Linked DNA regions of Mus musculus: region 2 is linked to region 1. Evidence: chromatin loops called from intact Hi-C (ENCODE). Cell type or tissue: heart. All regions are shown on one strand. Each heading gives the region's core, and the rest is flanking DNA. Links, peaks and the distances in the headings are about the cores only.

Region 1 (15,994 bases), core at 7,379-9,878:
GAACATTTCCCACAAGCCAAAAAGGTTGACTCTGCAGCACAGAGAATTTGATAGAAATGTATCTTAAACATGTGAGGAGGTAGAAGCATTTTACTTACAAATACTGCAAGAGAGTATGAAATTCATAACACTTCCATCTTGCCCCATTTTGGAGACTGTTGAGGTTAACAGAAGTCTGGAAGGGAGGGGGAGGGGAAGTGGGGTGGTTAATATATGTAATCTATGTGGTCTTTTGTTGGTAATATTGACTTGGATACAATTAGAAAAGACTGAAGAGCTGAATAATCATTTTGCTAGTCAGATAATATTTAATTCTTTATCTTCGATAACAAACTCCAGTTAATACATCATTAAAAAATATGGGGCTTTGTCAGGCTGTGGTGGCGCCTGCCTTTAGTCCTGGCAGTGGGAGGCGGAGGTGAATCTCGGAGTTCAAGGTCAGCCTTGCCCACAGAGCGAGTTCCAGGATTACCAGGACTACACAGAGAAACTGTCTTAAACAAACAAGCCAACAAACAAAAAAAAAAAAAAGTTTTTTTAGTATTATGGGTTGCATGTACCAGGGCGTGTGGCTAAGCATGGCCACGTGCATGGGTATGGAAGTCGGAGGAGTTGGGTGTGCCTCTATCGCTTTCCACCCTTTTCCCTTAAGGCAGGGTCTCACTGCTCCAGAAGCGCACTGTTTTGCTAGGCTGGCTAGTTGATGAGCTCCCAGGATTCACCTATCTCTACCCTTCATTCTTGGGGCCACTGGCATGTGTAGTCCTGCTTGGCTTTTACGAGGGTGCTGGGGATTTTTAAATCATATCCTCAGGTCTGCATGATAAGGACTCTTAAGATCGGAGCTTTCTCCCAGCCTCCAAGTAAAATTTGAGAGAGAATGCCAGGAAGGCAGACAGAAGGCAGATTAGGAAGAATTCTAATGAATGCTAATTTAAATGATTTCAAAGAGGTTGGGCAGTAGTGGCACACGCCTTTAATCCCAAACCTTCAGGAGGCAGAGCCAGGTGGATCTCTGAGTTTGAGCCCACCCTGGTCTACAAACTGAGTTTCAGGATAGCTCAGGCTACACAGAGAAGCCTTGTCTTGAAAAACAAAACAAGAGCCTGGCAGTGGTGGCGCACGCCTTTAATTCCAGCACTTGAGAGGCAGAGGCAGGCAGATTTCTGAGTTTGAAGCCAGCCTGGTCTACAGAGTGAGTTCCAGGACAGCCAGGGCTATACAGGGAAACCTTGTCTCAAAAAACCAAAACTAAAACCAACCAACCAAACAAAACAAAACAACAACAAACACAAAGAAACAAACAAACCCAGGAAGCAAATAAAAGATTTCAGAATTCAAGTGATGATTTACTGATAGCACCCTCTTCAAGCTCTGCATTTTTATAAATATCCTTTTCCAAAGGTTATACTGTATAAAGGCTAAGAATACAGTTGACACTAAATTTTTATTCTAGAGTTAAGCATCATTCAGTAACAAAGACATGCATTAGTGTTCAAAGATGCTGTTCGCCCAATTGAGAGATTGACTTCAGTGTAATTTTGTTCAATAAGCTTTAATGAAAATATAACACACATATATTGTTTTGATAAATGGCAAATTGATAATAATTAGACTGATAACACAATCTGGAGAAAATTAATCTTGACGGTCAACTCAGGGATTTTCTGCTGCAAAGAAAGTAATATATCAGAAAAAGATTTCTGCAACATAAATCATAGTGTGCTTGTTTAGAATGGATTGGGAATGGATGTTCAAAGAGAAGAGAATTGGGTAAAGTTTCCTAATGTCAAAGAAGAAACAGTGTTTCAGGTCAGCCTGTAAATGTGTTCTGTTATTCCATAGTTTGTAGATTTGTGTCATTGCACTTAGTTCTCACTCATGCATACCCCCACAGCTGTCACCCGTGTCCCTATGCCCACTGGTCCCCTTCCTTCTCCAAAGCAGTCCCTCCATATGCCTTTTATCAGATAGAATCCCTAACCCTTTCTCTCTACTACCCAAGATGTTTTCCTTTGTAATGACTCAGTTTCCATGTCCACGACACACACACCACCACCCCACCCCATGCACACAGGTGAGCCCACGCTGTGTGCTTTTCTTTGAAAGTTAGAGAATTTGCTACTCTTGCAGAGGACCTGGGTTCAGTTCCAAGTAACCACATAGAACATATGAAAATGGACTATGGCTCTGGTTCCTGGGGATTCAACATCCTTTTCTGGTCTGTATGGGTACCTGCACATACATGGTACACAGACAGACAAGCAAGGATACACATGTGTGCATGCACAGAAACACACAAACACAAATTAAAAGGGATATCAACTTGAATTTGTGAGGGGAAGCACAGTTATTGAAATATTTTCACCTGGGCAGTGATGGTGCATGACTTTAATCCCAGGACTTGGAAGGCAGAGGCAGGTGGATTTCTGAGTTCGAGGTCAGCCTGGTCTACAGAGTGAGTTCCAGGACAACCAGGGCTACACAGAGAAACCCTGTCTCAAAACACACACGTGCGCACACACACACATATTTGAGGGCTGGAGAGATGGCTCAGCTGTTAGGAATAGTCATTGTTATTGCAGGAGTCTTCATCTCAGCTTCCAGCACCCACTTTGTGGCTTACAACCCTCCCTAACTCCAGATCAGAGACAGAGACAGGCATGAAAGAGTTATTCAAAATACATGCAGGTAAAACACTCATACAAGCACAATCAGATAAAGTTAAAAACATCTATGTTGAGGATGTCACTTAAATAAAGGGAAAATTATGGAGGTGGAAGATGGAATTGGAGCCACTAATAAGGATATGTCAGCTCAATGAATCTTGTTTTTTGTTTGTTTGGTTGGTTGGTTTTTCAAGACAGAGTTTCCCTGTGCAGTCCTGGCTGTCCTGGAACGCACTGTAGACCAGGCTGGCCTCGAACTCAGAAATCTGGATTACAGGCGTGCACCACCACTGCCTGGCCATGAATCTTGTTTTGATGGCCTTGATTCTTGGAGAAATGCTCATGTCTGTGGACCATACTCCTTTACCTCATCCGAGAAGACTTTAAAAAAAAAATCTGTGTACAGTCCTCTTTTACTTACCATATTAAATTGCAATGAGGATTCCTGGTTGTCAACTTGACTACATCTGGAATGAACTACAATCCAGAAATGGAGGGCTCACCTGTGATCCAGATCTTGAGGCTAGAAGAAACAGGTTTCTGACCTGGATCTTGATATGGAGATCTTGAGGCATGGTGGCCTTGAAAAGTTTAGGCCCAGGTAAGGTAGTACACACATTTAATCCCAGGAGACTAGGGCAAGGAGGTCTCTGAGTACAAGGTCAGCCTTGAACAAATCAAGTCCCAGATCCAGGCGTGGTGATACACACCTTTCATCTGAGCCACACCTGCTGGAGACCTATGTAAGGACGAAGATTTGCTCTTCCTGAGCTGCTTGCACTTACCTGCCAGCACGTCTGTTGGAAACTGCTACTTCAGGATTCCAGTTATACAGAAACCAGCTACAACACCGAACCTGGTGGGACTGAGCAATTCCTAGATTCTCGAAATTGCCATTCACAGCTGCCCGTCATTGGGTTAGTGAGACTGCAAAAGGTAAGTCATTCCAATAGTTTTCCTCAATACAGAGAGGCATTCCGTAAGTCCGGTGACTCTTTTTTGTAGGTAATTCTTATTAGGCAAAGCTTTATCATGGTCAGTTCACCTCCTTAGATGGAACCACTCTTCCCAGAAGAAGTGTTCAGGCTAATTCTAGAGAAGTAGATACAGTTAGAAAACAAAGAAAGGAGCATGGCTTGGTGCTGGCCTGAGTTACTATCATTATAATCTATTCAAAGTCTTACAGAGAGGTGATTTGGTGTTGGGGATTGTCCTGGGGTAGAATTCAGGGCTTTGCATATGGTATGTAGCCCCTCTACCACTGAGATAAGCCCCTAGCAAGAGGTAACTTTTAGTGGATTTCCTACGTCAGACTTTTATGGGTTTTTTTTGTTTTGTTTTGTTTTTTGTTTTTTATGTGCGTTGGTGTTTTGCCTGCATGTAGGTCTGTAAGAATCAGATCCCCAGCACTGGAGTGCAGTTGTGAGTTGTCACGTGGATATTGGGAATTAAACCTGGGTCCTCTGGAAGAGCAGCCAGTGCTCTTATCTGTTGAGCCATCTCTCCAGCCCCCAGGCCAGAATTTATGGATTTATGTTGGAAGGTCATGGGATGACCATGATATACTTATCCGTGCCTTTTATTTGTTTTTTGTTTTTTTTTTAAGTATAGAATAGAGTTTATTAAGGGCATGGGGGGAGTTAAGAGGGTAATAGAGGCAGAGAGAGAGCGTGAGAGTGAGAGAGAGAGAAAGAGAGAGAGAAAGAGAGAGAGAGCAGTAGAGGCCGGCCATGAACACATGGAGAGAGGGGCACTGAGGGACAAGAAGACAGAGCAAGAGAGCAAGAAGCTTCGGGTGTTTGGGTTGGGTTGGTTTGGTTTGGTTTGGTTTGGTTTTTTTTTCAAGGCACAGTTTGTCTGTGTAGCCCTGGCTGTCCTGGAACTCTCTGTAGACCAGGCTGGCCTCGAACTCAGAAATTCACCTGCTTCTGTCTCCCAAGTGCTGGAATTAAAGGCGTGGGCCACCACTGCCTGGCACTTTGGTTGTTTTTGTTTTTTTCTTTTTTTGGTTTTTCGAGATAGGGTTTCTCTGTGTAGCCTTGGCTGTCCTGGAACTCACTTTGTAGACCAGGCTGGCCTCACACTCAGAAATCTGCCTGCCTCTGCCTCCTGAGTGCTGGGATTAAAGGAGTGTGCCACCATGCCAGGCTGGTTGGTTTTTTTGAGACTGAGTTTTGCCACATTACTTGGGCTTTGGACTCCTGGGGTCAAGATCGTTTTTGCTGAGACAAGTATATACACAGCACCTAGTCTTTTTTGTTTTCTTAGTTGACAAACTTAAAAAACCAAACAAGAAACGTCACATAAATTTGCTTCTTAGCTGCTCCTGGGATTTACTTAACTTCTGGCTCCACCTTTTCACGGGTCAAGAGCCAGTTGGTTGAGGCTTTGCTGCCATTCTGCCGGGCAGCATAGACCACGTCTGCATTTGCTGTCTCTGGCTTTTGTCTACACCAGTCAGCCTCACTCCTTTGTTGGTTATGCTTGACTGATAGGCACTTTTAATTGGAGGCATAAAGTTTGGGCAGCTCATTATTTTCCCTTGGGTCAGAGGGTGTCTCTAGACAGCTAAATATTGATATTGCATTATTGTAACGCTACCACAAACCATTTTCAGAGTAGTTTCGTGATGAAAACTCCACAAAACAGGTCACAAAACTGGCTAGTGCTTTTGAAGCCCTGGCAAAGGAAGAGGGTATTTCCCGAAATTACTATTTGGGGGTGGGGGTGGGGTGGGGTTGAGACAGGGTTTCTCTGTATAGCCCTGGCTGTCCTGGAACTCACTCTGTAGACCAGGCTGGCCTTGAACTCAGAAATCTGCCTGCCTCTGTCTCCCGAGTGCTGGGATTAAAGGCGTGCGCCACCACGCCCGGCTCCCGAAATTACTATTAATGTATGGCCCGGGCAAGACATTTAAAGTATGCTGACAATCTGTTCTGCTGAAGAATTTCCATGTATCTTCTCAAAGATGACAAGGATCAAATAACCAGTTTTACTTACTGTTGGTGTTGAAATGTGTGGAGCCGCAGCATTTCCAGTGCACCTGTCATGCTCTATGCTCTCCTGCAGCATCTGTATTCCCCATCTTCTCTATGGTGTCAGCCTCCTGGTCCAGTTAATTTCATTGGTTCGCCCTTTCTCTGTTTTTACATTTATGTTTTTCTAAAGATGACTGGAAGTCTTCGTACATTGTGATTCATACAGGGTACTGTTATTTAGTTTATTTAGTTTTAAGTTCCCTTGTTCTCACTCCATCTGTCACCTATACGAATTACTTTACCCATAGTCGTTGGGGAACATGGACTTTCATGGTGGTCCTATATATAGTGTCTGACCTGCAGGCACGTCTGTGTCATAGACACCCGTGTAGGACCGTCTATATAATGGCACCTGTTGTTCAGTGACAAAGTACTGTAAAGCAGCAATGACACAAACACTTATTTCAAGTCAGGGGAAGGAAAGGACATTTTATCCCAACCAACACTTGGAAGTCTTGTTAAAAAGAATGAAAGATCCATCTATGTAGCTTTATTGAATAGGGGTGGTGAAGGTGGGGTAGCAAACGTCTTTCTCTAGTGATGAACAGTGGGAAAGCTGTTTGCTTTATCTGCTAATTTGAGCTGCTGGCTCGTGTCCTGGCTTGTGTGTGCTTTGTCTCAGCTGGTCTACCTGAGAACCCCCCTCCCCCAAATGAACCCCTAGTCCCCAGTGTGACTCCATTTCTACTCCAACAAGATGAAAGGAAAGATCGTGAACCAGAAAAAAACTGTAGGTCCAATTGTGCATTGGTGGGAAAGGAGCCACTGACAGATGATTTAAAAAAAAAAAAATGCAGTTCTCCTTAAAGAAGTTAGGGGTGAACAGTTTCTCTGGTATTGAAGAGGTGAACGTGTTTATAAAGAGGGCTCCATTTTAACAACCCTAAAGTTCAGGCATCCCTGGCAGCAAAGGCCTCCACCGTTCTAGGCCATGCTGAGACAAAGCAGCTGCAGCCTACACCAGCTTGGTGCAGGCTGTGATAAAGGAGACCGGCTGGAGCTCTGCCCAAACTGTGGATGGAAAAGCACCTCTTGCTACTGGAGAGTATGATAATGACTTTCCAGACTCGTGGAGAGTTTGATGAGGTTTCTAAGAACCAGGCAAACAGACACTTGCAGAAGTTGCAGCTGCTGCTATTTCTATCATGACTGCTTTCTGAAATTTTGTTATTTTGCTCATGGATTTGATAAAATTGAGACCTCTAATATTTAAGCCCAGGCTCCCTGGTTACCTTTTCAAGTTTTGCTTATATACAATACAATTCGTCAAAGCTGTCAAAATGTCAAGAGAACCTGAAGAAACCTTACTACTCTGTTCATGGAGAACTGCAAGGCCATATATTTCTCAGAATTGGCCAGGAGAATCTAAGGCCACACTTGTGAGGATGTGATAAATTTGTAGGATGAAACTTTTTTTTTTTTATGATGTAAATAAGGGGCAGGCTGTTGGCTACCTGGCTGGAGCCGAGCTGCTGAGCAGTGCTTTCTGGCTTTATCAGAGGGTGTGGGTGCGCACTGCCCCTCACTAACCCTGGTCACTCTGCTCCATTTCAAGCCACAGGGTTTTTTGTTTTGTTTTGTTTTTTAACTTTTACAACTTTGAACGCCTCGTTGAAGATGGTAGGGACAACATGTGCCAAGCCTGTTTTTGAGTTATTTGATTGGACAAAAGTTTGTGATATCATTCACAGTAGGGGAAGTGTAATTTTCCATGTCTTTTGGATGTTTTGAAGTTGAGTGACTTTTTTCTTCTGTAAAATTTCCACGAATAAATAACTTTTACCCGTGTTTTTAGGTTGATTTTTTTTTTTTTTTTGCCTTGGTAATCCTCTTTAAAAGTAACCGTTGCTTCTTCCCATAACCCATCTCCATCCTCATCCAGTGAGGGAATTGGAGACCCTAGGCTCAAACCTGAACAGTGTAATTAAGGTTTAAAGTTATGAAAAGTTTTAGCATCTTAAAAATGCTTAAATTTATGAAGCTACAGTGCAAACCTCATTTTGCCATTAATATTTATTACAAGCTCCTGGCAGGCATCTGGGAGGAGAGCTCTGGTCTTCACGGACACTCTAAGCCCCTGTAAGGTCTTAGCACACCTTCCTGTTTGTATATTATCTTCTCATGGATCTGTTTTCATACACAGGATTATTTCTTGAAGCCTATGCAGAAACAGATACATCTGCTAAGTCTCTCTCTCTCTTCCATGTATCCACTTATCCAGGAGACCACATTTATTGTATGTATAATCTCAAACAATGTTGTTTTTATTTACCCCCGAGGTAGGTGTGAGAGGCAGTTTTTGCAATTTGGTTCAGGGTCTTTGACACTCTGCTTTTTAAAAGGTTTATCAAGTGTATATCTTCGGGTCATCTTCTAGACTATTTGTGATTAATAACTCCTAGAACTGGTCTTTAAAAAAAAAAAAGTGTACAGGCTATGAATGTCGCGCAAGCACGCTCATCATGTCTGGCTCCGTCTGTCAGTCTTTCTGCCTTCTGAATTGCCATCATCTTCCAGAGCCTGTCTGGCAAATGTCTACTTCCACAGTTCACTCCAAGCCACTGAACGCCGATGCGCATTCCATTCCTGCAGGTGCCTAGCCGTCCTGCTTCCTGTCCGGGTCTCTCTCCTCTTTTGCCCATCAGCGGCTCGCTCACTTGCCATCGCGTACTCTTCTCACTTCGGGAAAGTCCGTCGAGTCCTCCTCCGAGTCTCCCGCCACCCTCCTTCCTCCCCCGCCCCGGGCTCGCCCTCCCTCCCTCCCTCCCTCCCTCCGGCCCCCCCACCGCACCCACCGGCCGGTCCCCGCGCTCGCCCGCAGTTCAGCTGGAACTTTACTCCAGCCGGGGCAGAGCGCCGTGGGCGCGCGGGGCGGGCGCGTGCAGGAGCGGCGGCCGCGGGAGCGCCGGACGGCGTGGGTGTGCGAGCGGGCCGGGGGCGTCGCGGGCCGGCCTGCCCTATAAGGGGCCGAGCCGCCTCTGCCTCCGGGCGGGTGCCTGGCGGGCCGCGGCGGCGGCAGCGGCGGCGGCGGCTGCGATTGGCTCAGGCGCCCCATCCGGGGACTGGGCTCGGCGCTGCTCGTTCGCCCTAAAGGTACCAATATGGCGGAGGTGAGCGGAGAAACCGGGCAGCGGCGGCCGTGCTGGAGCGGGAGCCGGGCGGCCCTCCGAAGCCCCGCAGCCGGCCCGAGAGCCACGGCTCCTCCCGCGGGTCCTCGGAAGGCGGCGCGGCGGCGACGGGGGATGGGGGGCGCGGGGCGGCGGCGAGGCGCGGCGAGGCTGCCGGAGGGGCGGGAGCGGGCGCGGGAGCGGTCTCCCTTCGGGACTAGGCCGCGGCGGCTCCGACCCCGGCCGGGCCGGGCGGCGGGGCCGGGCGGCGGAGGGCGGCGGCGGCGAGCCTCGGGCCGGGGTAGCCTCCGGGCCGTGGCCGGGGCGGCTGACGCGGGCCGCCGTTCGCTCGGCGCCTCCTCCCGGGATCGGGGTGGGTGGAGAGCGGCCGATCCTCGGTCGGCGGCTGGAATGCAGCGCGGAGAGCGGGCTGCGCCACTGCCCCGCCGGAGTGAGCCGACCCGGCCCTCGGCAATCCGGCCGCCCGCCGCCTCTCCTGACCGGGGGCTCCGAGGCCAGCGGGAGCGGAGCGGGACTCTCTACCCCGAAGCCTGCGAGGTGCGGCGTCCCCGGGCGCAGAGACCGACCCACACCTCGACGCCCTCGCCCGCCGAGCGGCCCGAGAGTCTCTTTACCCCGGGCCGGACTTGGGGGGGGGGGCACCGGGCGACCCGGGCTGCCGGGCACCGGGCTCCCCTGGGACGGGCAAGCTGGGGGAGGGGGCGGCGTGATGGGAGCACCGGGGCTGGGCAGGAGCGAGCTGTGTGTGCTAGGGCCGAGCTGGCGGGCCGGGGACCGACCGCTCCCCCGGGGGAGGACCCGGCTGGTCCCAGACTCAGTGGTCGCGGCTCCTCCGACCTCAGCGGCTGGTGGGTGGGGGTGGGGAGGTGGGGGCGGGAGGGTGCTCCCGCGTTGGGTTGGGGACCAGTGTCAGGGTCGAGCTGGCCTACGCTTGGGGCAGTCGACAAACCCTGGAGTTGGGGCGCCCGCGCACTCCAAGGGCAGGCTGTGTGTGTGTGTCTCAGAGGGTGAGACCCTCCTAGGGGACGGGGTTGCGTTTCGAGGAGTTGCTCTAGGGCCAGCGGAGAGCTGGGTGAGCTGCTGTAGTCGGGGGACTCGTGAGATGCCCGGGATGAAGGATTGATGCTGCGAGCCGGGTAAGCTCTGGCTTCGGCTTCCCGGCTTTGTAACTTGCCGAGCTCTAAACGGTGTCTCGGAGTTGCCCGTTTCAACTCCAGCCCTCGTCCGGAGTCTGCGAGTTTGTACACTGGGGACTTGGGGAGGAAGGCGAGGCAGCCAAGAGGGGGCCCGAAAGGGGCCGGGAGCGATTGGAGCGAAGCTACGTCTTGCACTTTTTGGCAGCTGCCTGGGAGCGCTCGGCTCCGCCCCCTCTGCGCCCTGTTGCCTGCGCTGCCTCCTTTTCCTTGCTACAGGATTCAACCTCACAGTTTTCTTTTCTCTCTCTCACTCTCCCAGGCTTCCTTTGGAAGTTCGAGCCCAGGTTTGTTCAATTTTCTTACCTCTTCCGGGGGTCGGGGGTCGGGGGGGTTGTCCCAGAGGGAGATAGGATTGGCTGGTAAAAGGATTCTCTGTACAACCACAGAAATGTACCCTGCTATATTTTTTCATCATTTGGATCTTAAAGAATTCCAATGTAGTTTTACGTTGTTAGAGAGGAGGGAATAGTTGTGCTCAGTGCACGGTGGAAAAAGTACCCCAGAAACCTTATTACAAAGTCTTTTATTCTCACATAACTTTTTTTATTGTTTGACTCTAAGCTGGAAATAATGAATCCCAAATCAACCTTCTACAAATTAACAGCTTGTTTTATTTTTATTTATTAAAAATAAATTGTCCTTTTAACTTGTCAGAACTTGGGGCAACTTGGATTATTAGCTTTTAACTCCATTTTTCTTTACTATGGCTCTCAAGTGTCTGTTATATTTAAACTGAAAATTGGGTTAGGTAAAGCTACCTTAATAATAAAGGAAAAAAGCAATGTGTGTCTTCCTGGTTTTGCACAGAGACGTATTAATATGGTTAGCTTACCTAGTACAGAAGCCAGAAAATATATTGAGGATCCAATAAAAGGAGTCCACGGAATCTGCGCGGGTGTGCCTACATGGGAGGGAGGTTGTAGTCTTTCTCTCTCTCTCCTTATCTGCTAAACTGTTTTAGGTTCTCAAACTTTCTCTAGCTGCCTTGTCCCACTTGTTCCAGAAAAGTGCCTCTGGAATTCTCCAACCCCTTTATTGTACTTGGAGGCAATTAGAATTGTTTTGCAAAGAGTCACCCAGCATAATGGAGTCTATGCTTAATTTTCCCCCTTTTTTGTATAGGGACTACCAAGGGCTAAGCAAGTTCTCTGCCATTATCCCCGGGCTCACTCCAGATGACCCCCGCCACACACACACACACACACACACACACACACACACACACACACACACACACACACACAGGGTTTCTCTGGTTTAGCTGTCCTGGAACTCACTCTGTAGACCAGGCTGCCCTCAAACTCAGAAATCCGCCTGCCTCCCGAGTGCTGGGATTAAAGGCGTGCGCCACCACGCCCGGCCTGCAGAATTTCTTTACATGCTGCTTTAGAGAGACCAAGCCACTTACTTACCTTGCAGTCTTACTTTTTGTATTTAGCTAACTTTCAAAGACCTATTTAGGTATCTTTTAAGGAGGTAAAATAATAGAATGATTATGTGATTGTAAAATCATTGTGGACATCTGTACAAGTGTTTTTAAATTTTTCCTAACTTTGAGACAAGCAGCTCTTATGACACAAGTTCAGGGAAAGAATATTTATATACATGATTTGAACATGATAATATAATTTTCCATTTTGCATCATTATCTGTAAGAAGTTGCAATTTCAATAAAAATCCAAAAGGCAGTGTGGCTTTAGTATCTAAGCAGACACTTAGTTTTTAATGACTTAGTCAATAGAGAGAATTTTAGATCTGGAAGGGACTCACAGATCATTGCCTTTAGCCCTGTGTATTTTACAAATGAAAACCCAAGCTAGACCTAGGAATTTTGAATGGCCTGCTTCAAGTCTCAAGTCACAAAGCCAGGAGTTCAGGGCCTTCTGTTTTATCCTCGACACTGGCATACCACAGATGTTTCTCAGGAAAGAAAACTTATAAAGGTGGTGTTCTGGTTTTGAGCTAATGAGTAAATATTTCATTCTCTAAAAGCAATATCTATTTCAACAAAAATGAGCATATACTATTTTTTTTTAGCTTTAAAGAAATAACAAAACCTTGCAAGTCTTATGGAAGTGGAAATTTGTATTTGTGGGAATAGGAGTGGGCTAATGCATATAATTCTCTGAACTCAGAAACATGGAACTGTAGTTGGAACCTCTCCACCATGAGAACATTTGGGCCTAGTTCACTGTTTTGGTAATGATCTCGCATGGCCCTTAAATGTTAGAAATTTTAAACGAGTAATAGCTTTCTTAAAAACAGAGCAAACTGTTGAATATTCTTCCGTATACCTGGCCACACCCTTGGGTCTCAGGATCCCTCTTCCCAAGCTCTGAGCTTCACTGGTCCCATTGCATTCAGTCCTAGCGTAAAACCAATGGAGGCAGGCAGGGAGGGAGGCCTGTGTTCCCCTGAGCTTGTCTCATTCTCTGGGAGCAGAAGATCCGATTTATTTACTTATTTTTGAACTAGTTGATTACATTCTTAAAACTATGGTATTAAACAAGTTTGTACTGACAGTAGCAACTTGGCCGTGGGATGTCTTCCAAAACCTACAGATAGAATTTTTTGTGTTACCTTCCCATAAATCTAAGACGTTTGTTTGTTTGGTTTGTTTTTCGAGACAGGGTTTCTCTGTGCAGCCCTGGCTGTCCTGGAACTCACTCTGTAGACCAGGCTGTCCTTGAACTCAGAAATCCATCTGCCTCTGCCTCCCAAGTTCTGGGATTAAAGGTGTGCGCCACCATAGAATCACTTTATTCAGATCTTAAAATTCCTCAGAATCAGACAAGCATTAAAAGTGCAAATCCATGTTCTAGATTGCTTTTAAAAATCTTAGAATTGCTGGGCAATGGTGGCGCACGCCTTTAATCCCAGAACTTGGGAGGCAGAGGCAGGCAGATTTCTGAGTTCGAGGCCAGCCTGGTTACAAAGTGAGTTCCAGGACAGCCAGGGCTATACAGAGAGAGAAACCCTGTCTCACAAACAAACAAACAAACAAACAAATAAACAAACTTAATTGTTATATATAGCTGCTTCATAGAAGTATTTGTCTTAAAAGCCAATTTTCTATTGAATTTGTGTCTGTTTAGGGTTATAATTAATGTAAAATATATAATCTCTTCTGAAATGTTAATGTTAGTTTGTTGACTCTTTTCTGGAAGTCTCCCATTCCTGGAACTTCTGATGTTTGGTCATTTGGCTTGTCTTTTGGCTGTACTAGGACTTGAACCCAGGAGCCCATGTAATCCAGACAGGCATTGTGCCACATTGCTGTGTGCCCAGCTAGCTCTTGCTATTTTAAGGAAATTATAACTAGTAAGAATTTTGATTTTTCCGCTTCAGAACATGCCATTGAAGTAATTTTGTTAGGATTACATGTTTCCTTTTCCATGGTATGGATGCCTATAAAGTGTAAATACTATACCTTGTTCTTTTCATGGTCTGGACGCCCGTAAAAGTGTTTGTGAATACTCTACCTTGTTCTTTTGCTGGTTTAGATATCTTTTTCAAGACCATATATAGTTTTACTTTACAACCCATAAAGTGGATAGCAAATTCATTTAATAAAATTCACATATAAATATCAAAAGCATCTGGAAGAGCAGCAGACGTTTTTCTTTGTTCGTAACTGGCCTTGCGGCGGGTGTATGTTTCCTTGCAGTTGGGTCTTTGTCTTCTGAGGACCATGACTTTGACCCCACTGCTGAGATGCTAGTTCATGACTATGATGATGAAAGAACTCTAGAGGAAGAAGAGTTGATGGACGACGGGAAGAACTTCAGCTCTGAAATTGAAGACTTAGAGAAGGTAAAGGCTTCCTGTAGCATTAGAACACCCACACTTTGGTAAAGACTTAGACATTTTATCGTAACTTCTTCTGGAACCTTTCTGAACTATTTTATGCACCTTTTTATTTTTTCGAACCTAATATTACAGATTTCCTCATTATTTTGAGAATAGTATAGTCAGAACATGTTCATTATTTATCTGTTAGCGTCATTTTTTACCTTATCCAAGAACAGTGAGGGTCAGCCTTGAGCTTAACTTAGTCCTGTAGCAGAGTAGGGAAATCTTTTCCTTCCTAAGAAACTTAGATGCTATTAAGACACTGAACAGATTTTACTGTACTTTCAAATGTAAATTGGCAATATTCCGTTTGCACCCTCCAGTCATCTTTTCCAAACATTCTGGATTGAGTGCCGTTCACAACTTCTTAAGTCCAAAGTCAATATAAATTCAAATGAACTGCATTTTAAGCCTTCCCTTGCACTAGGCCTATAGCAGAAGTCTTCTTGCAAAGGGTCACCTTGGAAAGCTGGAGGATTCCACTGTCTGTAAGTTAACCCCATTTGAAAATTTCTGATGAGCTCACAGGAACAAAAGCCTTCAGGAATAATAGCCAAGAGTATCAATTGTTGGAGTTCCCACCACTCTTGTGCTTTTGGGTTTTTTTAAAGAGTGCAAACATAAACAGTACAGTAGTCATTTCTTCCTAGTAGCGTACAGGGAAACCGTCTTCACGGCCTGCTCTCTCAGGCTGCTCCACTACACCTGAAGTTTTGGAAGCACCTTCATTCACATGATTAATTAATCCATGGTAATTATGATTAGGTTTATTCATTTAAAAAGTATCTCCAAAGACAGAAGTGGTGGCTCATGCCTCTTTATTCCTAGCATTCCTAGCATTTCAGCGCGATCATGAGTTCAAGGCCAGCCTGAGCTATATAATGGGCTCTAGGCCAGCCTAAAAATATGTAGTTTTTCTTTCTATGTATCTGCTGATAATTGCATTGTATCACCCACCTCTGAATTTCTACATTTAGAAAAGTTATGTATCGGTGTCTCTAGATGGTTCTGCTTCTTGGCAGAATATAATGATCTTTAAATTTTTCTGAAAACTGAGATGGCTAGTTTTTTTCTAGTGTGCATTTGACAGGAGACCAAATGTTCCTGCTACATCCTGAGTAGTGGTTCTTTCTTCAGTAAAGTGTAGCTGTCTCTATTTATTGCTATTTAATAAAACACAAAAACGAATAAAAGAAAGGGTAAAGCTTGCAGAAAGTTTATATTTTGATGTTTCTATGTAATTTAATATATTGATCTTTATTGAAACTACAATTTAGGCATTGCTGTATTTCAACAGTTGCAGGGATAGGATATTAATGTTCATTTTCAAAAATTAGAAGTTTTTATTTTTATACTAATTAGAGTGTTGTCTATGAATGTAATTTAGTGCTTACAAATTTTTGGCCGTCATGCTTATGTGGTGTGGAAAAGAAGAATAGAGATGCAAAATTAGCTTTTCTTCTGTGACTTTTAGATTGTGTGGCCGGAATTTACTTATTATTTTAGTTCTAGCAAAGTAAGGCTTTATCATAAGCTTTATAAATTTTGTTTTTTTCACATAACTGCTTTTTGAGATTTTAATTTAGTAGTTCTAGATTTAGATGTAGCTCTTAAAAAGGTTGTTATTAAATTGTCTAAAAACTTAGAAGTTTAAATAAGAAACTTTAAATCATCCTTTCCACTAGGTTTTGTGGAAGATTAAAGATTATAGATGTAAAGATTGCGTATTCGTTGTTTTGGAGAGTCTCAGGAATACTGTATTAGGTACTGAATGTGATCTGCATCACAGTCCTTGTTTGTTTCCAGACAAGGTTTCTCTGTGTAGCCCTGGCTGTCCTGGAACTCACTTTGTAGACCAGGCTGGCCTCGAACTCAGAAATCCACCTGCCTCTGCCACCCAAGTGCTGGGATTAAAGGCGTGCGCCACCACGCCTGGCTTGCATCACAGTCTTGATTCACCTACCCAGCAGTGCATCATGCATGCCAGGAGAGTGTTAACTCATTTCCCCGTTACTGACAGTAAAATGTCCCATTGGATAAGAAATAACCCAGATGAACATGTGGTTGGTAGTAGTGTGTATCCTAATTTCTAACATGAGCATCAGATTAAA
Region 2 (15,994 bases), core at 7,694-10,193, 220 kb before region 1:
CACAACTGGACAGGTACCTTAGGATGACGCTACAGATGATTGCCTGTACTCATTTAAAAAAACACCCTACGAGTGCCTTGATACTAAAATGGCACCTGCAGAAACATCATTTGTATTAAAATTATGAAAAACTTACAAAATCCTCAGCCTCAAACTGTCTGCGTTCTCTTTTGTCTTCTTTCCTCCCAGTTTCATTGTCAGGGATGCTGTTTTCATGTAGTCCTTGGCTTTTTCCAGAATGGAAAATACTGCTACGAGAACGGGAATTTCCACCATGGTATCCCCCACGATGATTTATGTTTTCTGTACCATTTCTGCCATGCGTACGCCATCCATTTTTCTCTTTCCTCCCAAAATTACCTTTATTTGATAACAGTAAAGTAATATAAATTCAAAGATAGTTACACTTAATGACTGAATAGCAATCAAAACATCCTAAAGGTTATGAAAAAAATCATGCGTTCTATTATTCCTTAGAACATTACCTCCATTAGGACGTCCAATACCAGAATCAAAGCCATCTGAAGAATTGTGTCGTCGACGACTCACATCATAACGATTTTCTGTCCATGAAAAATTTTCAGAGTGCTTCTCAAAATTCAATGATGACTACAAGAAATACAAATACATTTATTAAACCTAAATTTAACTTTAAAACCAGTAACACACTAACTTATGTCTAATAATTTAAATGATTAAGAATACAGGCAGTTACTTCCAAGGTATTTGAAATACGTATGAAAAATAACATTATTCTTTTTTTTTCTTCTGCTTTGCAGGGAAAAAAATGTACATTTTCCTGAAAATTTCAAGAACTACCTCTATTTTTCCAATAATTATAGCAATAGAAACAATAAAATACTCTAAGAAAAACAAGTTAAAATGTACTGATTTTTCTTGTAACATAGTATAATAATCTGTACTACATTCTACTTGATATAAACCTTTTCATTCTGTTTTATTCCACAGCAAGAGAAATTGTCAGCTAGGTATGGTGGCACACACCTTTACTCCCAGCAGAGGCAGAGGCAGGTGATCTTTGTGAGTTCAAGGCCTATAGAGATAGTTCCAGGCAGCCATGGCTACACAGAGAAACCCTGTCTTGAAAAATCAAAACCAAAACCAAAACCAGGAGAAAAAAGTAAAAGGAGGAGGAACAAGTAAAATAAAAATTGTTGTTAAGTGTGAAACATTCGGAATTTTCCTAGACTCTTCATAAAGTAGTAAGTACAAAAAGAGGAGGAAAAAAACACAGAAAAACTATTACAAAAATTACAACTATAAAAGTACATGCTACTTATAATTGTTACTTAAAATATATATAAATGATATAATCACAATCAAAATTCCCAACTTCAAAAACTTCTGATGTTAATGGAGATTTATACATCATCAGAAATGCAAGCTAGATATAGTAGTGTCTGCTTGTCTTTCTTTGCTTTCCTTTCCCTTTCTCCCTTTCCCCTTCTTTCTTCTTTTCTTCTCTTTCAAGACAAAGTCTCAATATGTATCCTTAGTGGGCCAAGAAGCCTAAAAGGTTATGCTGGCCTTAAGACAAGGGAGCTTCTTTAAAAAGATGTAAAATTCATGAACAAACAAAACAAGAAGCTCATACTTGTCTAGATCTGGAGAAATGAAGAAAGACTGAAAAAAATAATATCTAAGGAAGAAAAATGTAAGTAAACCTTAATTTTAAACGATTTAAAAGTCATTAACTTGAGACCATCAAAACCTCTGACATGTGAGTTATAATGGCTCCATAGACTTACTAATGACTTGAAATCTTTTGCTAAAAGCAAAACTCCTACTTGGCCTTGCAGACATCCATCCTAAAAGGTAATTAAGCAGGGCAAGAGGCTTTGCATCTCTTCCTTCACAGTATCCACTCCTTTGCTGCCCTTACCCTTGAATTCATCTCTGCTCAACTACCCACATAGATAGATACCTTAGTCATTTAGGAAAAGTTTATCCTAAATTGGCTGTACAGACTGACACAATGAAATCCCAAACATCTCTTTTGTTTTCCTCAGATTAATGAGGATAAAGAAGATAACAAAACCTTTTGAAGAGTCACAGGGACATCATAACTCTGTGCTTACATATATGGAAGGTCCCATGATACCCCATCCCAGACCACCTGAGTGAAGCCTGAAGGTCTCCACTAAAACTACAGGGGTATATCACCAATGCCCTGTCTATCTGGTACTGGGAACTGAACCAGAACATCATGAATGCTAAGCAAGTACTCTATCTACCAACTGAGCTACATCCCAATCCTTATGTACTATCTTTAAATAAATACAGAACTACTCAATTTCCTTAATATACCCTTAATATACTACTAAAGCAAAGTGAAAATAAAAACCACCAGAACACTTAACAATCATCAATAAAATCCTCTATCATGACTTTCCAACAAAAATTATCTGACATTATATATCAATGCCTATAATAGAGGTTGGAGAGAGAGATAGCTTGGGGAATAAGGAAGGACATTGAGTGCTTTACCAGAGAACCTAGGTTCAATCCTCAGTACCCACATGGCAGCTCAAAAGCTGTCTGTAATTCCAAAATCTGACACCCTCACACAGACATATAAAGCCAGACATTGAGAGAGAGAGAGAGAGAGAGAGAGAGAGAGAGAGAGAGAGAGAGAGAGAGAAAGGGAAAAAAACCTATAAATAACACAGTATAGGCCTGTAATCCCAGTACTAGAGCAAGGCAGAGGGATCTGAGTGCTAGACAGTAGTGGCTACAGAAAGAAAGACCCTGTCTCAAAAAAAAAACCTATTCAATGCTATTGGATACACAGAGCTATTGGCACTTACATTTTGATCGTACTTATGCCCATCTCTCTCGTCTCCTACTCCTGCTAATCCCCCTTTCTACCTTTTTCTGTCATTTTTCTGGTGACCCAATGCATTTCATTAAGGTTTCTTAGCTTCTTATGAGCAAGAGTGGTGGCTTTTTACAGCAGCATGGGCATCTTAACAGTGCTACATCAGTGAAGAAAATGTTTGCTCTATCAGCAACCACTGGCTACCTATACATTCTAGGGAAGGGGTGAGAGAGAATTTGTTTAGTCCCTCCCATTCCTAACACCAGGAGAGCAGGCAAAATCTTGTGTTTCACAATTGCTATGAAATCAAGAGTGAACAGCCATGCCATGCATGGAAGGCAGCATTCAGCAATACTCCACTCCTTACAAGAGCCATGCTTCAGAGTCATGCTCTATTGTCCACGCTGGCCTGAATCTCCTGGAAATCCCTATGCCTTGTCTTATCCTTCAGATAACAGTTGTACACCAAACTCAGTTATATTCAACATTTTAGTTAGGTCCTTTGCTTTAAAACAGTCTATTATGTAGCTCTGGATGTCCCAGAACTCAACCAGGCTGGCCTGAAACTCCTTGCCCCTTTCCCCACCCCTGCCCCTCTGCCCCTGGAGTGCTGAGCCTTGCCCCTCAAATAGCTGCTGAAGGGTGGGGGTGGGGAGCAGGGCAGGATATCATCTCTGTGAAAGGAGGAAAAAAGCATTTTATCAAGCTCAAGATTACCTACTTGTGACTGTTTAAAAGCACCTTAACTAAAAATCTGGCATGGATGAAAAGAGGAGCTGGTACTGCTTGTCCACTTGACATTTAACATCACCAGTTACATTTAGCTATGTGCTATTTGTCACAGTTATTGTGAGGGTCAATCTACCATGGGTCCAAAGAGTCTGTACACTCTTTGCTGAGTGTACACCAAAATACAAGGTCTTAATCATTTTATACCAGAGCCCATTCTAAACAGAAGAAAAACCTATTGGACACTTAACCTATCATTAACAAAACAACCTCAAAACTGGAGTGACAAATGTTCATTAAGTACAGTATTTGCATGTTGGAATTAATCTTTTTTCTTTTCTTTCTTTTTTTTTTTTCCAAGACAGGGTTTCTCTGTGTACAGGGTGGGTACATGGTAGATTTCCTCTCCCAACAGTCCTGGCTGTCCTGGAACTCACTCTGTAGAAACCAGGCTGGCCTCAATCGACCTGCTTCTGACTCCCAACTGCTGGGATTACAGGCATATGCCACCACTGCCCGGTCTGGAATCAATCTCTTAACCCTTCTCTCTCTAGCTTCCCTCCATAGGCTTGTCTAGATCCAACTTTTGGGTTTGGTTATATTGTGCAACAGTAACACCTAATATTAGGTTACTTTAAGCTGCCTATCTTGTCTGTCCAGAAAAAGAAAGTATATCACCTACACAGCTCCATCATCCAGCACTTTTCCACAGCTTGGTGAATTCTGGCCACCTCCTGAGCTGCTAGGAATAATAATTACATGTTGTACCAGACAAATTAAATGGTTCCAGCCATTGATCAGTATTTGACAAAACTAAAACATCACATGAAAAGTCAGGTTCAGCAAAGAGTGTGTAAGGACTGATAAGTAGGTAGTTGGGAGAGGAAATCTACTATGTACCCATCCTGTGCATCCCCCATCCAATTTTTTTTTAATACCAATACCACTATTACTTTTCCCATGGACCATCTCTTACAGTCATGCTTGCATGAATGAACATCAAATAGCAACCTCCTCTGAAACAAAGAGTAAGGTTTTATGTTTGGAGTTTTTGGTTTTTTTTTTTTTTTTTTTGGTTTTCTTTTTTTTTTTTCCATTTTTTATTAGGTATTTAGCTCATTTACATTTCCAATGCTATACCAAAAGTCCCCCATACCCACCCACCCCCACTCCCCTACCCACCCACTCCCCCTTTTTGGCCCTGGCGTTCCCCTGTACTGGGGCATATAAAGTTTGCGTGTCCAATGGGCCTCTCTTTTCAGTGATGGCCGAGTAGGCCATCTTTTGATACATATGCAGCTAGAGTCAAGAGCTCCGCGGTACTGGTTAGTTCATGATGTTGTTCCACCTATAGGGTTGCAGATCCCTTTAGCTCACAGGGTTTCCTCTATGTATCCCTGGCTGTCCTGAACTGGCTTTGTAGACCAGGCTGGCCTCAAACTCACAGAGAACTGCTTGTCTCTACCCACAAAGTACTGGGATTCAAAGTGTTGACTATCACCACCTGGCAAAAACAGGTTTACCATAAATGTAGATGATTCTATAGACTAGATGCAAAGGAAGTACCTTCCTAGGCCCCTCCTTCCTGTTGTAAACCTCCAAAGACCTCAGGAAGCAAGACAAACCAGTGCCTGTTTCAGTTTTACTGTTTGCTAAGTCACTAGTCATATACTTGTCTCCTACCTAACATCCCAAAACAGTAGAATATATGTTTATTTGCTTGCAAAAAAAAGATACAATGCAAGACTTTTCAAAGTCTCCTGAAAAATTGCCAGTGCAGTAAAATACAAATAAGAAACAAAACTGTAAAAAGACACAAAAAGTTAGTATTCAAAAATGATTGCCTATATAAAAAATTCAAGATGGGGCTGGTGAGATGGCTCAGTGGGTAAGAGCACCCGACTGCTCTTCCGAAAGCCCGAAGTTCAAATCCCAGCAACCACATGGTGGCTTACAACCATCCGTAATGAGATCTGACTCCCTCTTCTGGAGTATCTGAGGATAGCTACAGTGTACTTACATACTTACATGTAATAAATAAATTTTTAAAAAAATCTTTAAAAAAAAAAAATTCAAGATGGACTAGGGCATAGGGTTACTAGTGGTAGAGCACTTGCATTTGATAGGCCCTGGATTCAATATCCAGTCACAATAAAGAAGAAAAAACAATACCAACACCAGCAATACCCACAAAGTATGGATTAAGCAAGAATGCTAGATAGAAGACTAACATGAGATACATTATTACTACTAAAACCTTAAAAAAAAAAAAAAAAAACTTGGGCTGTAGGGGTGGCTCAGTGGTTAAGAGCATCAACTGCTCTTCCGAAGGTCCTGAGTTCTAATCCCAGCAACCACATGGTGGCTCACAACCATCCATAATGAGATCTGACTCCCTCTTCTGGAGTGTCTGAAGATATCTACAGTGTACTTACATATAATAAATAAATAAATCTTTAAAAGAAAAACTACTTAAAATACACTAAGGTACTATATCTAGAGAGATTTGTAAAGAATGAAAAATAATTTAACTTAAAACACACTAAAAGGGCTGGAGAGATGGCTCAGTGGTTAAGAGCACTGACTGCTCTTCCGAAGGTCCTGAATTCAAATCCCAGCAACCACATGGTGGCTCACAATCACCCATGATGAGATTTGATGCCCTCTTCTGGAGTGTCTGAAGACAGCTACAGTGTATTTATATATAAATAAATAAATCTTTTTTTTTAAAGACACTAAAGAAAACTCCAACCCATAGTAAGTAACTCAGAAAAAATACAACACATAAACAGATAAGTCACAGAAACATAAGCCTAGTATTCCCAACAAGGTAGGAAGTAGATTGTGAAGAAGTAAATAGTAAGGACATGTTGAATATATAAGTATGCTCTATTTCCAAAAGTAATACAAATGAGGCAAAATGTTTAGGATATGACCTTGTAGGTGATTGTATGCTTAAATATTTCATTAAAACCTCTGTATAGTATTTTTCATGACATTAAAACAGGACTGGGTATGACATTACTTTCTTAGCATGTACAGGATCATGGCCTCAAACTCCAGAACCACCCCACCAAAAGGACAATTTTTTCTCCTTTGAGACAGACTTAGCCCTGGATGTCCAGGAACTTGCTCTGTAGACCAGGCTGTCCTGGAACTGCCTTACAAGAAATAGGATTAAAGGCATGCTCAACCACAGCCTGGCCAAAAAAAGGGGTGGGGGGCAGTCTTAAATGAGTAAAATGAGTTATCTACAGGAACTTATGAGGTTCTAATACTTTAGGGGAAATTATCTCTCTTCTCCCAACCCGTAGCCCTACTTGCAAATGAGTCTCTATAGAACATTAGACCTCAACATTGAAAAATTGTCTTTCAGCACTCCAAGAACTGTTTTCTAAAACAGACCATATTGTAGGACACAATGCAACTCTTAAAGACTAAAGAACAAATAAGTCATTAATGAAAAAGAATTTTTTAATTCCTAGAATTAGGAACTGGGAATACAGCTCAGTGGGTAGAGTGCTTATCACCAGACTTGATCCCTAGAATGCCAAAAATGGACACAGTAAAGCACACTTTAACTCCCAGCACACAGGAAGTGGAGAGAAGAAGGCCAGAAAAAAAGTAAAAGTCATCTCTCAGCTAGACTTTGAGGCTAGCTAGACTGTTTCCAAATACAAAAATGGTTTCCTCTATTTTCTCTGAACACTACTGTACCTCAATAAAAATTATATAAACACACAAAAAAAGTTACATAGTACATTATATCCCACAAAGATACTTCAATTAACTAAACTACCAGTCTGAATTTTGGGATTCCCTTATCCTACTAAAATGCAATTAAAAGGTATTTCAATACAAGCCTACTTAGACACACAGTTAAGTGTTAAAATAGTCTTACTATAACCACTGCATTTTAACTGTGGTCATGAAAGAACAAATAACCAGGCTGACCCAGTGTAATGAACTATAGGAAAAGGTTAAGACAGGAAGACTGTAAATTTGAAGTCAGCTTTAGATGCAAACCAAGCTGGGCTACTAAGTACATTTGAAGCCACTCAAAGATACACAAAGATCTTGTATTTTAAAGTAAATAAAATTTCAAAGTGGTAATGATACTCTTGATAGCCATATAATACTAAAAATATGCAGTTTTTCACTCTAGTAGAATTTCATCATAATGTGTTTTGTTTTAAATTTTCTACAGCCAACATGCCTTTTGCCCTCCTTTCTTGCTTTCTTCTTCCAATGCAGGAGACTGAACCTACGGCCCTTGAGCACACTATACAAAGGGCCAGCCAGCAAGGTACAACTCTAGTTCATCTACCCTTTTAACAATGCACTCCTGGGATCTTCTTTTTCTAACAGTTCCTACTATGAAAGTTAGTAACCTGTTCATGGGATTGCTTATCTCTTCTATATTAAAGGTAACAGATGAGGTGGGGTCCCTCACTGACCTGGAACTCACCAATTAGGCTTGGCTGACTCAGGAGTTCCCAGGGACCCGGCTACTTGTCTCATTCTCCCCACAGGGCTGGAATTAAAAAGGTACAGACCGGATTTTCCAAGATGAAAATCAGGTTGTCATACTCCACAGCAAGCCTTTTTACCTAGAGCATCTCCCCAGCTCAAAATGCTTTGGTTTATATTATTGTTTAACATGGTCTCATCATATATCCCAAGCTGGCCTGGAGCAGAATTTGGTATACAGACCATACAGACCTCAAACTCAAGAGATTTACCTGCCTCTACCTCCTAACTGCTGAAATTAAAAGGTAAATGCCACTACACCTTACTGAAAGGTTACTTTTACTGCAGGCCAGATACAGGTGGGCTAAATGGATGAAGGTGCTTGCTTCTGTGGACACCAGGTATATGCATGGTACACAAACATACTTGCAGACTCATGTATACTCATACATATAAGATAAAATTTGGGAAAAAATATTAACACTCAGAAAGAATTTAAAGCAACTGCTTACAGAGAACAACCATGAAAGTATGTACTAGTAAAAAGGAAACTGAAACTTGTTTTAATTAGATCTATATGCAAAAACACTATGTAAACTGACCTAAGGCACAGGCATAATCAGGCACATGTAGTTTATATTCTGACCACATGATGGAGCTAAAATACTACATATCTCAGGCACAAAGCCACCGTTTTAACATCACCCTTAATCCATCTAATCTGTACATCATTCCAAACAAAAACTGAGGGCTATCATTATACTGAACTAAAGAACATGATAGTAATGTTTGTTCCACTTACTCAAGATTAAAAACAGAGACATGATACAAACAAAACTGAAAATCCCAGTAGAGAAACAAGCAGTTAATGACAAACAGTAATCTAAGATTATTGATAAGATGATATTTAAAAAAAAAAACCCTTGTAATTAAAGCTTACAGGCTTGTAAGGTTGTAATTAAAAAAATTCACTAGAGTGAAGAACGAGGTCACAAGCAGAGGCAGCCAAAGATACAGAGACCTTGTCTCAAACACAAATAAAAAAACCCCAAAGGGGGGGGGGGGGGGGGGGCACAAGAACAATATATGCTTATCAACACTAAAAGCAAAAGCTTGTATTTTGTCCTTTTTAAGGCAGTAGTTTAACTTGTGGGGAAGTGGCCATCATGACCCCTTTGGCAAAACTCCAAAACTATCTACATACTCATAAAAGCAAAATTTTAGTTATGAAGTAGCAACAAAAATAATTTCATGGTTCGGGGTCACCATACATTAAAGGATTGCAGGCATTAGGAAGGTTGAGAACCACTGCTTTAGTGCAAAAGAAAAAAATCTCAGATGCTCACTACCTAAGACTTCAGTTTGACAGGCTCCAGGTTGATGACTACTCTTGCTTGGTTAGAAAAATCTGGAACTAAACTTGGGTGTCCAGAACCTATTAGAAGCTCAGCTACTAGAGAGCTGAAACAGAAGACTCATACAAGTTCAATACCTGGCTGAACTACACAAAATGTTTGAAACTAAGCTGGGCAACTTGATGAGATTCTGTCCCCAAAAATGAAAAGCAGTGGGCACTATCACAAATATGTAATCTCAGAATTTTGAAGTTTGAGGAAGACGGTTTAAAGGTCAAAGGTCATATCCCATCACACAGATTCAGAGGTCAATATGGGCTACATAAAATCCTATCTTTTAAAAAAGCTTAAATAAACAAATAGTAAAGAGTGCTAGCGCAGCAACGGAGTGTTTGGTGCTTGTCAGGCATGGTTAGACCTCAAGTTTGGAATGGGGAGTTAACTACACTCAACTTAAACAGAATCAAAATCTATCATCATAAATGACTCTACAGATTAGTGATGCTCCCCATTCTAGAAAAGCACTAAGAGTTTACTGCACTGTAACAATTTTCTGCCCTTACCCTGTGTTATTAATGTTTAAATAATAAGACGTACAAACTTTAATGGCAATTTTACTTTTCAAATAGCTTTTGGCGATATGTTTTATGTTAGTCATAAGACTTTTACAAACAGAATAAGCCTTATATTACCTCACACAAAATGGCACAAAAAGAGAAGGGTAATCAAGAAACCCATGTGTACAAATTCCAATAGGCCTTGGGTGTGGGTTGCCTATAAAGTGGATAAGGGTTCTGAGAAAAGATTGTATTTTAACTGTGCACTGGGAAATAAGCACAAAAACAGTTAAAATTATTCTAGTTTGGATGTGGTGGAACACACCTATAATCAACCCCAGCACTTGGGAAGCAAAGACAGCAGGATTAAAAAAAAAAAAAAATGCTTGAGACCTTGGGTTAAGAAATGATTTTTCAGGGGCTGGAGAGATGGCTCAGTGGTTAAGAGCACAGACTGCTCTTACAGAGGTCCAGAATTCAAATCCCAGCAAGCACATGGTGGCTTACAACCATCTGATGCCCTCTTCTAGAGTGTCTTAAGACAGCTACAGTGTACTTACATATAATAAACCTTTAAAATAAGAAAAAAAATTATTTTTCTCCTAATCCCTAGCCCGTGGTGGCACATCTTAAATTCCAGCACTTAAGGCAGAGGATGCAGAGGCAGAGGCAGATGGATCTCTTGGAGGCCAGTTTGGTCTACACAGAGTTCCAGGACAGCCAAGGCTATACAGAGAAACTTGCTTGGAAAAAAAACAAATAAGGTCAGGCATAGTGACACTAGCCTTTAATCCCAGCAGTAGTGAGGCAGAGGCAGAGACAAGAGGCAGGTGAATCTGTGTGTCTGAGTGTTAGCCTGGTCTACATAGTGAGTTCCAGGACAGCCAGGAAAAATCTTGTCTTTAAAAAAAAAAAAAAGAGGATGGGGCTGGGCACAGTGATGTGAGCCTTTAATCCCAGCACTCTGGGAGGGCAGAGGCAGGCAGATTTCTGAATTCGAGGTCAGCCTGGTCTCCAAAGTGAGTTCCAGGGCAGCCAGGGCTATACAAAGAAACCCTGTCTCAAAAAAAAAAAAAAAAAAGATGGGGAGGAAATGAAATTTTAAAAATAAATGACTCTCCAGTAAGTTCTCTTTCCTAACAATTTCAAGTCTTTTTATTAATAGTCTTACAGTCTACAAAATGAAATTTTCATCATTTTTCTCTAATTCCAAAATGAATCCTATGTCAAAAACAGAGAATAACAAGTCTAGATTCTAGTCCAGTATTACACTAATTATGTAAAAAGGAATGAGCAACTTAACACTCCAAAGAAACTTATACATGACAGTGAGCTTAGATGATCACTAAGATTCATCTTCAAAATAAATTTTATTGTCTAGGGAAATAGCTCAACATGGTTTGGTTTTGGTTTTTTGGTTTTTGTTTTTTCAAGACAGGGTTTCTCTGTGTAGCCCTGGCTGTCCTGGAAGTAACTTTGAAGACCAGGCTGGCCTCAAACTCAGAAATCTACCTGCCTCTGCTGGGATTAAAGGTATGCACCACCACTGCCCGGCTAACTCAACACATTTTAAAGGAACAAATTTGCAAACTAAAATCATTTTCCTGAGTTATTTTTAATCAACTTTTATAAAAACTACCTATATACTAAAAGTACTAGATGGCTACCTGATCATAGTAAAGGCTCAGATTAACAAGCAAATACGATAAAGACTGGATGGATTCCTCTGTAATACAAAGAAATAAAGTAGAAGATGGACTGTTTCTAGCAAGGAGTAATCTGTCTAATCTAGAATCTAGATTAATTTGAAAATACTTTCCTTCCTTTGTGCGAATTAAAGAGGACATCTTAGAATAAGCTAGATGTTACTAAACTAGGTAAAATATGGTATCCTTTAACTTTAAATACAGAGTAGAAACAAGTTATTAAATTTGATCTCTGCTATGAGTGTGTGTAGTACATGAAATATTTTTGCTCTCTGTCGCTGTACCTTGTTACAAACCTCCTAAAAGCTGTAGAAATCCCCAGGTGATAAGACTATTTTTTCTTACTCATAATGAGTTCTTTTAACTACTCCAGAGTTTATGCTAATATAATTACTGTGGGCCCACTGACAGCCTGGGAAAGTTTTTGAAAGGATTTTCCCAATAATTCATCCTATTCATCTCTATCCTATCTAAGGCTAACAAAGCAAGTACTTTCCTGAGTCCTGCAAGGCATCCTGGGAAGTCCATCTAGTAGATGGAAGAGGGTTATAGGGGTTCTGGTTTGTGACCAGTCAGAGGGGATATGGTAGCACAGACCAGAAATTCCACCTAAAGGAAGAAGCAAAACTGAAAACACAAAGCCATCCTGGTTAAGTAAGATAGCCTCAACCAAACAAACATTTAAAGATACCACTAACAAGTCAGCTGACTCTCAACCTCTGTAACTCAATCAGAATTATATTGTAGGCTATCCAATTGGTGACCACTAAAAACTTGCCTAGTGTATAAAAAAAAGAAAAATCTGGTCAAAAATGATTCAGATTACAAGTACAAAGGAACAAAATGTGTTCTTCCCCGCTCTCTTGTTAATACAAAGAGGAAAGGAGAAGAGAGAATAAGACAGAGAGGAAGAACAGAAAGGGGTGATGGTGTGTGCCTGTAATCCCTGAACTTGGTAGGTTGATTCCTAACACTCTCTGGAGAACTTACTCTATTTTGAAAAAAGATGCCACTTCCAATGTGTCTTGAATGTTAATATACATAATTCATATCATGAACTATGGCCATTCTTATTATGAATCAGTATGTCTTGAGTCAATGTCTCTCTTCATTTGTTATGTATCTTAAGGAAAATTTTAGAGACTTTACATGTGTATTTTGTTTTTACCCATTTCTCCCCTGATTGCTTTATGGTGTGTAGCACTTGAGCCACCACCTACTCTCCAGTCTCCCTGTAACTGTAGAAAAGGATTCTGTCCAACTGTAAGAGGATATATTCCAAGTGAGTAGTCATGAAACCAGGGTTCTTCTTCTCTGCCCAACCCCCACTCACAACGGAGAGTTCTATTCCAGATTTTTCAGGCCAAGAATATTGAGGTCCAAATTTCTCTCAGTTCAGCTACCTAATAGATTTTTACAATGGTAAAATGTAGTTTTCAAAGGAACTCTCCAAAACACAACAAGAGGAAGTTTAAAGAAGAAACAAGAGAGATTTGGGCTACTCTCAACAAACAGCAATAAGCTAAGCCAATAATCCAGGTAACAGAGAGAACCAGGCAAACAACTAAGAAGAGACTTCCTTCTGAGGTCAGAATAAACTTCAAAAGACTGGCCTCAAAAACCACCCTTTATCTAATTAAACTGAGTCAGAAGAGGGTGCAATTTATGCCCTAGGGCATTGTTGAAAACACAGCAACCAACCAGCAATTAATGGAGCCTAGCAGGAGTTGTGATATCAAAAGAGGCAGACAGCTTTACAGAGAAATCAGTAGGATGCAGTACAGAAGCCCTAATTTTTTTTCAGAATGACTGTGCCCATGTCCTTTACTCTGGAACACAATCATTTCACTTCTGCCGATAACACACCAAGGTCAGTAATTAAAATTCAAGGGACAAGAAGTAGGAATAAATCTAAAACATAACATTCATATTATGATCAAATAAATATTTGGCAAAGTATTCTGCAAACTTAAGGTATACCGTGTATACTAAGGTATCATTACTACTTAGCAGAAAAGCAATACAAATATTTTTAAAAGTAAGATAAGCTCAAAGTTAATCAAAATTAAAATACATAGACTCTCAACACTACAAAAGCCACCTTGAACAAAGATAGGACACAGAAACTGTTTTCACTTTTCTCCTTAGATTGTGACTTAAACACAGGCCTTACACAGGTGAGGGAGTACTCTTACCACTGAGCCACACTCCACTCCACCCCAAGTCTTCACATTTTGAATGCATTTGTGTACAACATGAGCAAAACAGAGGCAGACAGAAAGGCAGAGATGCAGGGGAAAGAAGTACCTTTGTTGATGATGGAGGAGTAGGAAAATTAAGCCAGGCTGGAGCAAAGTCATGCTGCGCCATTTAGGTCCAGTCTCTCCAACTCAGTGAAACAAGGCTTCAACACCTCATGGCAAGTCCCTGTCACATAAAAATGGAAAAAAATTAGATCTGTAGTTTCTTGCCAAAATTATATCCTTATTTTGTATCTCCCTGAAATTACAATTGGCTGGAAATGGTGACACATGCCTTTAAAACCCAGCACTCTATATAGCAAGTTCCAGAACAGCTGTGGTTACATAGTGAGAGAACCTGTCTCAAAAGACAAGGAAAAAAACTAAATTACAATGACCAAATTTTAAGATTCCATTTGCAATTGCTAAATCATAATAGAAGGCCATTGTTTTGAACGAAGTTCCTGAAGTAGACTCCAACAGACCAAACTAAAATAAAAATGAAGTTTCCCAGCCACAAAGGGGTGATACACATACCACCTTTGATCCCAACACTTAATCTAGCCCTTGGGAGGCAGACATAGACAGATCTCTTGAGTTCCAGGCCTACCCAGTCTATACAGCAAGTTCCAGGACAGCCAAGGCTACAGAGAAACACCGTCTCAGGGGGAAAAAAAATAAAGTTTCCCATACTAAAATTCCACATCATCGACCTGAAAGTTACTTGTTGCCAACCCCCGCTACAACCCCCCCAAAAAAGGGAAGAGAGATAGTAGCCAACTTTCTAAACAGACCAGTTTCAAAACACCCTATTAAAGAAGTTCCTCTCCAATTTCATCTTTGCCCAAAAAAAGTAACCTGACTTTAATCAAATGGTATTTACTACTGTCTCCCTGATCTAACTTTTTCTTCTGTTTCCTTCTTCATCTCATATATCTACAAAGTCTACTTACAGCCCATCTAGACATGTTCTTTCTATAGAAAAGGTTTCCTAATTTCTGAAAGATCAAGTAAGGCCCAGTAAGATCTTCAAACATGTAAACTTCTCTTTTCACATAATGTTCTAATTATTAAAAAGATCAGTTGCAGCTAGGTGTGGCAGCTCACACCTTTAATCCCAGCACTCAGAGACAGAGGCAGATTTCTGAGGCTAGCCTAGTCTACATAGTGAGTTCCAGGACAGCCATGACTAAACAGAAACCATCTAGAAAGAAGAAAAAAGGAAACCAGACCCTTGTACATTAGTTATGAATTTAAGATTGTACAACAGCACTATTCATTTGGCAATCCTTCAAAAAGTTAAACACATAATTATCCTATTGTTCACAATGCCTTTATTCAGTATGATCAAAGAACTGATCATGCTTAGCAATTTGTATAGAACTGATCATGCTTAGCAATCTGTATACCAATGTTTTCAGCACTCACAATTGTCAAAAGTCAGACTCTCACATTTCCATGGACAAAAGAATAAGCAAAATGTGGCACACAATGAAATGTTAGTCATTAAAAACTTAAATACCAGTATATGGCATGAGCATAAACAAGCTAAAACTAGCCAAGTAGCACCTTGATAATCCCTGAATTTAGGAGGCAGAAGCAGGCAGTGATCTCTGATTTCAAAGCCAGCCTCATTTACAGAGAAGGTTCCAGGACAAGAGGTACACAGACAAACTGCCTTGAAAAAACAAATTATATATAAATATACATATATGTATATACATATATAGGTGTGTGTATTATATATAAATATATATATATATATATATAAAGTGTATGTTAAATGCTACTAGAAAAAAGGCAAACACAAATTTAAAAAAAAAAAAAAAAAAAATCGCATGATTCCAGCTATCTCTCTTAATAAATCAATCTAGGGCTAGAAAGACAGCCTCACTGTCTGCTCCTCCAGAGGTTCAATTTCCAGCAACAACATAGTGGCTCACAACCATCTGTAACGGGATTCAATGGTGTGTCAGAAAACAGCTACAATTAGAAAAAAAAAAAAGACCGAAAGGAAAAGATCAGCAAGAACTGGTGGAAGGATGAAATGGAAAATGCTAAAAATTGTTAGGAAGGTAAACACATTATGCTAAATACA

The links. A loop is a pair of places that touch in the nucleus more often than their neighbours do. Peaks named below come from ENCODE experiments on the same cell type or tissue, not always from the same donor. Only the 100,000 strongest peaks of a DNase experiment are listed, where the experiment ranks them.
Region 2: a loop joins it to region 1, with 2.4 times the contacts of the local background. A loop is called at or near these places in 7 of 42 quality-filtered maps.

The regions. Positions count from the first base shown.
Region 1 is chr13:111,677,538-111,693,531 of GRCm38, forward strand. Mier3 (MIER family member 3) reads left to right here and starts at 8,641. Exons shown (of 13, transcript NM_172593.3): 1 at 8,641-8,817; 2 at 10,291-10,315; 3 at 13,699-13,844. The coding sequence starts at 8,809. In heart, for the core only: no CTCF peak of the experiment used is centred there; DNase peaks (open chromatin) are centred at 8,724 and 9,374; H3K4me3 peaks cover 2,188 bases; H3K27ac peaks cover 1,679 bases.
Region 2 is chr13:111,452,888-111,468,881 of GRCm38, forward strand. It overlaps Gpbp1 (GC-rich promoter binding protein 1), which reads right to left. Exons shown (of 13, transcript NM_028487.5): 3 at 13,964-14,083; 4 at 486-609; 5 at 137-360. The coding sequence starts at 14,026. Among named protein-coding and RNA genes, the nearest start is that of Gpbp1, 29 kb to the right of the region's middle. In heart, for the core only: a CTCF peak has its summit at 8,675 (motif pointing right); no DNase peak of the experiment used is centred there.